Regions from separate parts of the Homo sapiens genome. Here region 2 is linked to region 1. The links are chromatin contacts, found by Hi-C or POLR2A ChIA-PET in ENCODE. All regions are on one chromosome and are shown on one strand. The core of a region is the stretch at or near the end of the contact, and the rest is flanking DNA. Distances in the headings are between cores, read along the strand shown. Region 1 has its middle 65 kb from the start of MIR492. Region 2 overlaps NDUFA12 (NADH:ubiquinone oxidoreductase subunit A12).

What was found. Hi-C counts contacts between places; a loop is a spot of excess contacts on that map. ChIA-PET counts read pairs that join two places held with the same protein, here RNA polymerase II (POLR2A). Pooled maps may share reads with other maps.
Region 2: a loop to region 1 is called in a map of posterior cingulate gyrus, with 2.5 times the contacts of the local background. The contact joins two enhancer-like sites. A Hi-C loop is called at or near these places in 3 of 168 maps with a recorded cell type or tissue (PC-3, mammary epithelial cell and posterior cingulate gyrus), 2 of 37 single-sample maps with no recorded cell type and 10 of 50 pooled maps. POLR2A ChIA-PET finds 5 or more read pairs at or near these places in 3 of 52 experiments (AG04450, PC-3 and T-cell).

Annotation. Positions count from the first base shown.
Region 1 is chr12:94,766,635-94,772,126 of GRCh38, forward strand. No RefSeq gene overlaps it. Among named protein-coding and RNA genes, the nearest start is that of MIR492, 65 kb to the right of the region's middle. RefSeq lists an enhancer at 3,887-4,446. Within about 2 kb of position 2,582, at least 6 of the 41 ENCODE cell types and tissues checked have a DNase peak (open chromatin) inside an H3K27ac peak, as active enhancers do.
Region 2 is chr12:94,980,112-94,985,603 of GRCh38, forward strand. All of the region lies in intron 3 of NDUFA12 (NADH:ubiquinone oxidoreductase subunit A12), which reads right to left. Among named protein-coding and RNA genes, the nearest start is that of NDUFA12, 21 kb to the right of the region's middle. Within about 2 kb of position 2,065, at least 3 of the 41 ENCODE cell types and tissues checked have a DNase peak (open chromatin) inside an H3K27ac peak, as active enhancers do.

The DNA.
Region 1 (5,492 bases), core at 1,332-3,831:
CAGAAGAAGGAATGAATAAAACAGGCATGGTATTTCTTGCAAACCTTCCAGTGGTGAAACATACATTAAACAAATGGTTACACAAATTATATTTGTGTATATTTGTGTTGTTTTACATACATGTAAGCATACTGTGTGCATATATCTGATATACATATTATATATATGTGTGTGTCTATATGCATCAATTTGGTAAGTGGTTTTGTTTGTTTTGAGATGGAATCTTGCTCTGTTGCCCAGGCTGGAGTGCAGTGACACAATCTTGGCTCACTGCAACCTCCGCTTCCCAGGTCCAAGTGATTCTCCTGCCTCAGCCTCCTGAGTAGCTGGTACTATGGTTGTGTGCCACCACGCCCAGCTAATTCTTTGTATTTCTAGTAGAGATGGGGTTTCACCATGTTGGCCAGGCTGGTCTCGAACACCTGACCTCAAGCAATCTGCCTGCATCAGCCTCCCAAAATGCTGGGATTATAGGTGTGAGCCACCATGCCCAGCCCAATTTGGTAAGTGTTGTAAAGGAAAAATACGAGACGTTATGGCATGGTTTCACAGTAAGACCGTCTTTAGGTAAGGGGCCAGTAAAGACATATAGATAGGAGGATGTAACAATTAAACTGAAGCCTAAAGGTAAACAAACTTTAGCATGTTGAAAGGGTGGGTAACCTCCACACAGAGGTAATGATGTAGAAAAGGTTTGGTTCCTTTGGGGAACTGGAAGAAAGATATGTGCTGAGAGGGCAGCAAGCAAGAGGAGGGTGGAATCAGTGGGCAGGGGGTGGGACAGGGGTGGCGGGGGGGAAGCAGTCTCCTAACCTTTGCCTAAAGGGACCAGAAACTTTCTAGTTCTCTGTGGAAAGATCTTCCATCTTTGTATATCACCCTATAAATGTTTCCTAAAGAAAAATCTGTCTGTTGTTTTCACACACTAATAAATCAGTTCAACACTTTTGCATCATGTGCAGAGGAAGTTTAATTCCTCCTCCATGTGACAGCCTCCAAGTATCTGGAGATGGCCAAGTGTTATTCCAGAACTTTCCCTTCCAGGATGAACACCGTCAAAGTTCCCATGCTCCCTGTTGTCTGTGTCCCTCTTAAAAGGAAGGGTGGCTGGGAGCAGTGGCTCCCACCTGTAATCCTAGCACTTTGGGAGGCCGAGGCGGGTGGATCACCTGAGGTCAGGAGTTCATGACTAGTCTGGCCAACATGGTGAAACCCCATCTCTACTAAAAATATAAAATTAGCTGGGCGTGGTGGTGGGCACCTATAATCCCAGCCACTTGGGAGGCTGGGGCAGGAGAATTGCTTGAACCCGGGAGAGAGGTTGCAGCCAGCTGAGATTGTGCTATTGCACTCCAGCCCGGGCAACAAGAGCGAAACTCCTCTCAAACAAACAAACAAAAACAAAAAAAAGAGGAAGGCAGATTTTCCAATGTCCATTTGTGTTATGGGACTTGAATTTCCTTCTCTGCATATTCTTTGTTTCTAACTGCCTTTCTGGAAAACACCCAATAAGTTATGGTCAGGCCTGAATTCCTTGAGAACTAGGAAATTCTCAAATGCATGCCATCAAAAATATTTATTTCTTCTTTCATGTCTCTTTCCTGCACCTTGGAAGGCAAATTCCATTCGTAGAGGGGAGGGAGGGGGCGCTAAGGAACTTTTTCAAATAATGGAATGATGGCGAACATTCATCTATGCTAAACTCAAAGACATGCCCAAAGTTTGTGATAGAAAATTTAAATACAATATTTACTATTTGAACTGATGTTCCATTTGTGGGTACAGGAATGCTACATTCAGGGAAGGTGAGAATAATGCAAAATCCCCACTCTTGACTGCTGTGGCTACAGACCCAGATTCCCCTGAAGTGAGGGCAGGGTACTGGGGTGGTGCTGTGTAAGCAGGGCACTCTGCCAGGCTCGGATCACACATCTCCTCTTTGAAACTGGTGTGGAAAAAGACACATGAGAGCTTCATGAATAATACAGCAGCCCTGACACGCTGAATGCACATTTCAGCCAAATATATGCACATTTCAACCAAATAAGTTGGTCTCTCCACATCCCCACCCTTTCCTCTCTCCTCCCTCCCTTCAGTGCTCTTTCACCACTTTCGCCAGATTTCTAGGTTTTCTTGCTGCCTCCTGTTGCAAAGTGAATTGTCCCAGGGAAGGAGGGCTAGCTTCCGGATTCCCCCCGTTGCACCTAAAGCCTTCTCCTCCTCTGCCGGCCTTCCAGCTCCCTGACTGCAGCATTGCCCATTAGGCTTCATCAGAGGAGGCTGTGTGTGGCCCAAGGGCAGCAGGTGAAATTCAAAGCAGACAAGTTGCTTCTCCGCATCAGTGCTGATATGTTAGAGGCAGGCAGCCAAAGAAAATGAATATAATAAAGAAAGTCTGGTTTAAGAGCATCTGTTGCTTTTCTTGGAAAATTCTACCCTTTACGCATTAGCCTGCCCATAAGAGCTCTACCTCTGCACATAATCGGAAGAAATAATATTCAAAAAAAGTTTTCAAATACGGGTGTAATAACAATGCAAACAGCATTAAAACTCAGCAGAGTGTAGTGCCGGACGCAAGGTTCTCTCTCATGGGGAGTGCCCCTTATGTAAAGCAGCAGGAAACTGTGCTGGCCATAAAATTACCAACTCCTGAGGGAAGAGACCACATCTGCTTATCTTTACGTTCCTTCAATGGTTGATGCAACGTACCGATTAGTTGTTCAACAAAATATGTTGCATGAATTTGATTCTTAAGAAGAATAACATATACAGGCACTGAAAATAGTTATCTTCTGGGTGGTAGAGCGAAGGTGATTTTTATTTCTGTCTTTGCCTTTTCCACATGTTCCTGATTTTCTCCAGTGAACATGAATATATTTAGTGAGAAAGTTATCAGTAAGAAGGAGATTTTTAGAATTGGAAGGGACCAGAGAAATTAGTCCAATTCTCTTATTCCTTACATGTGGAAACTGAAGCTCAGAGAAGCTAAATGACATGTCCAAAGCCATGTAGCTTGTTAAGGAGAAGGCTGAAAGAAAACTGAGGCCATTCATGTTTCTCGGCCTACTGCCTTTCTTCCCCTATACATATCCTTTGCCTTTCCTGAAAGACAGTTTAGGTGAGACTCTAATCTAATGTTTTGAAAAGGCTTGGACCCAATTTAAAAGCAAACTGTGCTATCCAGTGAGCTTATTCCCCACAGAAGACACTATCTTAGAAAATGCAAAGCATAATTTAAAAGTCATTAAGTAAAACATCCTCTGCTGCTGTGACAGCAAAACGTTCGGCCACTCCTTCATGACAGATGGCCCCATGCATTGACACACACCTCAAAATAGCCTCTGCAAGGAAGCTTAACATCCGAGAAAGGCGGAATAGTGAATGTCACAGAAAAGGGAGAGTTTGCTTGTGGGTTTGCATCTCCAGAAGTAAGAAGACTTAAGAGATATTTACTGTGGGCTCATCTTCCACCAAACTTTTATTGATGTGTGAACTTGAAACTTCTTATCATAAAAATTTCTAACATACAAAAGAGAGAATGTTAAAATGGATTCCATGTAACCAGAGTACAGCTTTATTAATCATTAACTTAGGGTCATCCCCCCAGCCACTGCCTCCCTCCCCATGGGTAATTTTGAAGTCAATCCTGAACATTATAACATTTTATTCATGAGTAGTTTAACATGTACCTCTAAAAGATAAGGACCTTTGTTTAACATAAACATTCAAATGTCATAATGCCTAAAAAATTGATAATAAATCCTTGATACAGCCAAATAACCCGTTTGTGCTCCACTTTTCCTGATTACCTCACAAAAATGTTTAAGGCTGGTTTAATTTGTCAGGCACTGTGTATTATCTCAGTTAATCCTGACAATAACACTATATGGGGGCTGTAGGTAGCCTGGGGGAGCAAGACACATGATCAGGTTAGAGATGTAGGTGGGAGCCTCACTCCCCCAGGCTCTAGACACACTTGACTTATTTTCTTTCTCCTTCAAAAGCCAAGCAGGTGCCTACTTCAGGGCATTTTCATGTTTATTTTTCTTCCTGGTCTTTCCATAGCTGTGAACTCCTCAGAGATCACCCCTGACTGCCCAGTCACTCTCTATTAAAATACCCTGGCTATGTTCCTCAAAACATTTGGTACTATCTACAATTCTCTTGTTTGTTTATCTGCTTGTGTTTCTTTCCAACAGAAGAGACGCTCCATGACAATCGGCTCCTCATCTGTGGAGCTGAGGCTTCTGTACCTACAGCCCTCAGCACAGCCTCTGGCAATGGTAAGTGCTCCATGGTTGTGTGATGCGTGGATTAACATATGCCTGCAAACACAACAGGTATTTGTTGAATGAAATAATGCACACACGCACACATGAGAAAAAGAACAGCCTTGTTTCTGCTGAGCTCCACTCTTGGGCTCTCAGGCACTTGGCCGAGGCCTTTAGCCAAACTGCACTTTTATTACTTTCTATTGTCAACGGCTTTTTATAACTACAAAGGCAGTATGTGTTCACTGTAGAAAATTTGGGAATCCACAACAAACACAAATTTGAAGATTCAAAGAGCCTAGAAATAGCCACTGTTGACATTGTTTTTATGCACATATTATGCAAAATTGGAGTCATGGGATTCTTATTGATTTGTGATCTACTCTTTTCATTTAACAATGTGGCATTAATATTTCATAGGTCACTTAACTCTCTTCTAAAATGCGTTGTTTCAAGGCTGCATTGCATTCCATTGTACGGCCAGACAAGGTTGTCAATAACACCACATTACGGGACATTTCACTTGTTTCCTTTTCTTCTTGGCTACCATAAAAAATAACAATAAACATTCTTGCGTGCTTATGCACATTTCCATTATTAGTTTCTCCAGATAGATTCCCATAAGTGGACTTGCTTGACAAATTGAAATACAAATTAGAGCATTTGTAAGTATTGCTAAATTGATCTCTAGAACAACTGCATCAATTAATACTCCCAGCATCAGTGTTTAAAGATGTTCATCTCCTTTTCCCTTTACCAACAATGGATGCTAATATTTTTTAAAAATCTATAACACTATAATCTATCTTTTTAATTAGATCACAGATTTCTTGCGAGCCCTTTCTTTTACTTCTGTATTACTCCCGATATATAGCAGGCACTCCTTGTGTATGGATAGATGAACTGCATGAATTTTGTCAAGGATTACCAGGAAAAACATTGAGCAACATGAACAAGTTGTCTTTTTCCTGTTTCAAGAGCTCTCCTGCCCAGTTTACATGCGCACCTGAGCACAGTCCTTCTTCCCTGCTAAACCTTGCTGAACGTCCTTTTGCCTTTGGTTTGGGAATGTTGGGCGCACATCCCACCAGATCCAGCTCTCCCTCCCATTTAGCTTCAGCAGAAGAGGTGGCAGAATTACTAATTTTAGCTGACATGATGTTTACTGCTGCAAGTATCACTAATTAATGATGTAACCGCAGAATAACAAGTCCCAGATTT
Region 2 (5,492 bases), core at 815-3,314, 210 kb after region 1:
TTGCTAGCTACTTACCTTGTTCTTTGCTGGTTTGGCAGGTTTGACCATTGTCCTAAGCTCGATTTGTATATTCAGCTGTTTACTTGATATATATCTAATCATGTAGATTTCACAACAGGTATCACACACTTACTATGTCCAAAAAGAGGCTTCTGATTCTAATTCTCCACCCCTACCAACCCGCCCTTCTACAAGTCTTCTCATCTCAGTGAATGGTCCCAGCATTATGGTACCAACCACTCAGGCCCCAAACCTATGAATCATCCTTGATTCTTCTCTATCGCCTCCATGTAATGGCCCTCACCTGCCACCCTGTTTCTCTACAAAGGCTTCTAGAACACATCACGCCAAATGAAAAACAGCTGACCACCACGATGTTAAGCATCTTAAACAAATTGGCCTTTCAAGGGCAAAACCATTTATTAATTTTTCCCTGGGCACAGAAAAATTTTCAGGGACAAAATTATTTTCTGTTAAAAAAAAAAAGAAACCCTTTACCATACACTATTATTTTTTAAATGATGTATTTATGTATTACTTCAGTAAATTAATTTTAATAAGAAAAATCAATGTACGAGGAGAGACTGGTGTAACTATGCTGAGAGAGAAAGACATGTTACTAAGAAATGAACAGAAAGTGCCACCAAGTGGGAAAACGGTATACGTGCAATAGAGAAAAATCTAACCAAGCCATGTCTTGCTTTGTTTTTTTTTTTAACTTGGTTCAAAGGACTTCAAGGTTCCAATACTTCAAACCACAAAAAGCACATCTTTATTTCTTCTGATACAAGTGAAAACAATAATTTTATACAGCCGTGCATGAAATAGCCCAAACTTTCTACTTTTCTACACTAATTCTATATAAATGCTAACTACCATAACAATGAAAATGAAGACTTCTGTGTGTTACTGTGTAGACGGTGGCAATTAGATAACTTCAGAATAAAACTGAAGGCAATAAAATTGGCATTGAACAAAATAAAGACAAGAACAAGAGAAAAAAAAAGAAAGAAAAAGTAGTATAGAATAGTACTTGAGCTGGGCACGGTAGTTCACACCTGTAATGTCAACACTTTGGGAGGCCAAGGCAGGTGGATAGCTTGAGCCCAGGAGTTTGAGACCAGCCTGGGCAACATGGCAAAACACTGTCTCTACTAAATACATACATACATACATACATACAAACAGTAGCCGGGCATGGTGGCCCGTGCCTGTAGCCCCAGCTACTCCGGGTGCTGAGGCAGGAGGATGGCTTGAGCCCAGGAGGTCGAGGCTGCAGTAAGCCAAGATCGCACCACTGAACTCCAGCCTGGGTGATAGAGCGAGACACTGCCTCAAAATAAAATAAAATGTTATTTGTTATCTACTTAAATACTTTCAGGGTATTCTACTCAATCAAATTAAATATAAATTCCTGAAGAAGAAATTAATATCTTGTTGCTGATCCCATAAGAGAATAAAACATATAGGAAAATGAAGGTACTGTAAAAAAAGACACTAAATTAGAACACAGTATTAGTACTAGTATTCATTAAGTGCCTATAAACTACAAGAGAACAAAGACCATACATATTTCACTCACCACTGTGAATATATAAACCCATCAAGGCCTGACATATAGGGGGGTGCTCAATATATATTTGTTGAATGAATCAAGTTTGTAAGCAGACTGTGTTAGGTTCTAGGCAATCCGTTTCTTATTTTCAAGGCACGTGTAGCTCAACTGCCCATCCAAGAAGTTTGCACCACCATCTTTTGTTTTTGTACTGGTGGACTTAGCAGCCTTTACTGGTGGCTGGTAGATTCAAAGAAGTGAAGGCCTTTAGACCAGAGAGATAAAATGAGCTCATTTTTCCACAAGATTTCTAATGTTTCCCATAAGATTAGAGAACATTAAATGAAACAGAGAAGCTGACTAAAATTCTATCCAAAACGCTAATGTCTCTAAGGGAAATCTTTCCCTAGGTGAGATTATGCAGCTACTGAACAGACTCATAAGACTATCATAGGCCACACTTGGCATCTGAGAACTCAGGACAGAGGACAGGAATCACAGCTTGCCAGCTGGGCAGCATCAGATGTTCCTCTCCCTGGGAGTCTGTGCAGTTGTTCATGCAAGTGACAGCTCACCCAGCCGTCCAGAAGCTATTTTCTTTTTCTTTTCTTTTTTTTTTTTTTTTTTGAGACAGAGTCTCTCTGTTGCCCAGGCTGGAGTGCAGTGGTGTGATCTCGGCTCACTGCAAGCTCCGCTTCCCAGGTTCATGCCAGTCTCCTGCCTCAGCCTCCCAAGTAGCTGGGACTACAGGCGACCGCCACTAGGCCCGGCTAATTTTTTTTTGTAGTTTAAGTGGAGACGGGGTTTCACTGTGTTAGCCAAGATGGTCTCGATCACCTGACCTCATGATCTGCCTGCTTTGGCCTCCCAAGGTGCTGTGTGTGAGCCACCACGCCCGGCCCAGAAGCTATTTTCTTTAACTCCCTAGATGACACAGCTCAGGCTCAAGGGAGATGAGAGCATCATGAGACAGGTGCAGGAGCTGCCCTAACTTCAAAGCTTTACGCTCCACCAGAGCCAACGTCTCTAGTAACTCCAAAGGCATAGCTTCAGGATTCCCTTTCCCACAGGGTCATGCCAGTTCTAAGAGCAGCAGCACTCACCAGGCATTTCTAATTCCTCTCAATCCAGAGGCAATTTCCCAATCAGAGGTCGATTTTATATTGCAATACTGTTAAAACAATTTTATCTGGTTTCCAGGATAACAGAGCTAGGCATTTAACTGAAGGTCATATTCTCCTAACCCTTAATTTATAAAGTTAAGTTGAATACTACACTAGATAAAATCAAACCAAAATCCTATCTCCAGCATCAATCTCTAGCCTAACCAACAGGCTAGTTTTCAACTGTCTACTCACCTTCTCACGTGGTCGTCTATCAAGCTTCTCATACTTAACGTAGACTACCTCTTCTAAACCTGCTCCCCCTACTCCACTCTTCCCTATCTCAGTAACTGTACCTCTAGTAGTTCAGGCCAAAAATATTGAAGTCATCCTTGACTGGTTTTTCTCTCAAAAGCCAATCAATCAGCAACTCCTGCTGACCCCATCTTACTTGGCACCCTCTAAGAGGGCCTCCAACGATCACTGCCTCCTGGTATTCACACCCTTGTATAATACCCTCATTTTAAGTGTGGCTGGACTGATTGACTTGCTTCTAATAAATAGACAACTGAAGTATGGGATATCACTTCCTAGATGAGGTTTAAAAAGACTGTTCCTTCCACCTTGGTCTGGGGAAGCCAGACGCCATGTCAAGAGGTGGCCTGTGCAGAGGTCTACTGAATGAGCTGGGAAGCAAATCTTCTGAGGTCTGTCTACAGCCACATGAGTAAGTGTGGCAGTGGGTCCTTCCCAAGTCAAACCTTGAGAGCACAGCAGCCTCAGAGAAGATCTCAGCTGTAACCTTGTGAGACCCTGAGCCTGGGGCACCCAGCTAAGCTACACTCAAATTGCTGTGAGATAACATTTACTGTCTTAAGCTAAGTTTAGGATAACTTGTTCCACAGTATAGACAACTAATACGATCCCAAATCTCACAACCTGCATCACTAGCACCCTAGTCCAACCCCATCAACAGCCTAGGCCATGACTTACAACAGCTTCTTAAGTGAGTAGCCTGCTTCCACACTTGCCTTGCCTCCTTCCTTTATTCTTCACAGCAACCACAGAGATGCTTTAAAAATGTAAATCAGAGTGCAAAAGTCATTAAGTGGGCCCGAGGAATGTAGCACTTGGTATGTGAGGGAGGGTGTTGCGGTAGCCCAGCAAGATGTGTCAGAGCCTTTGTGGGGAGAAGAGCCTGTCCACACAAGGAGAAGGGAGGGTGGCAAGCTGGTTTGGGGTGCTGGAGGCAAAATAGGGTAAGGAGGAAGTCCAGTGGGGGAGGGGGGATGAGAGGGCAGCAATGGGAACTTAGTTACACACAGTGGAATTGATCAAATAACTATATTAAGAAGAAACCAGCTATAAATGTGGAAAGGGAGAAAACTGGAGTGTAAACTGTAGTGCTGGACTGCCGTCAGTGGTACTGGTGGGGACACACAATCATTACCCATGTTTCCTAGCTTGTCCACTGAGAAGGCCTGGAAGCACTGACATTCCAATAATGATGAGCACATCTGACATTCATATCTTAGTTTCTAATACCACTCTCCACTAAAAAACAAGCAAACGGCCGGGTGTGGTGGCTCATGCCTGTAATCCCAGCACTTTGGGAGGCCAAGGTGGGTGAATCACCTGAGGTTGGGAGTTCAAGACCAGCTGACGCAGGAGAATCGCTTGAACCCAGAGGCGGAGGTTGCGGTTGAGCTGAGATTGCGCCATTGCACTCCAGCCTGGGCAGTAAGAGTGAAACTCCGTCTCCAAAGAAACAAAAAAGCAACAAAAAAAAGCAAACAAACACAGGGCTCCTCAGAGAAATGGCTGTCTCCAAGGCTGGAACAGAGAAACTCTAAGATGAACCTGGAACACCTCATGTCAGAAAGTAAGAAGGTGCTCCAAGAATGATGAAGACTTTTCAAAATGACCCCCTCTAATGCTAATAGCCAAAAAAAAAAAACAACAAAAAACCCATATATATATAATATATATATATGGAATTAAAAAAACTCACCATCCTGGCCAACATGGTGAAACCCCATCTCTATTAAAAATACAAAAATTAGCTGGGCGTGGCAGCGCACGCCTGTAATCCCAGCTACTCGGGCGGCTGAGGCAGGAGAATTGCTTGAACCTGGGAAGCAGAGGTTGCAGTGAGTCAAGATCGCACCACTGCACTCCAGCCTGGCAACAGAGCGAGACTCTATCTCAAAAATTAAAATTAACATAACATAACATAAAATAAGATAAAATAAAATAAAATAAAAGCAAAGTGGCTGGGCATGATGGCTCATGCCTGTAATCCCAGCATTTTGATAGGCCAAGGTGGGAGGATTATTTGAGGCCAGGAGTTACAGACCTGCCTGGGTAACATAGGGAGACTGTGTTTTTATAAAAAAAATTTTTAAATTAGTCGGGCATGGTGGCACATGGCTGCAGTTCCAGCTACTTAGGAGGCTGAGGTGGAAGGATTGCTTGAGCCCAGGAGGTCAGGGCTGCAGTAAGCCATGGTCACACCACTGTACTTTTGCCTGGGCAACATAGCGAGACCCTATCTTTAAAAAAAGTGGTTGGTAGGCCGGGCGCAGTGGCTCACGCCTGTAATCCCAGCACGTTGGGAGGCCGAGGTGGGTGGATCACGAGGTCAGGAGATCAACACAATCCTGGCTAACATGGTGAAACCTCGTCTCTACTAAAAAAATACAAAAAATTTAGCTGGGCATGGTGGTCAGCGCCTGTAGTCCCAGCTACTCAGGAGGCTGAGGCAGGAGAATGACGTGAACCTGGGAGGTGGAGCTTGCAGTGAGCTGAGATCACGCCACTGCACTCCAGCCTGG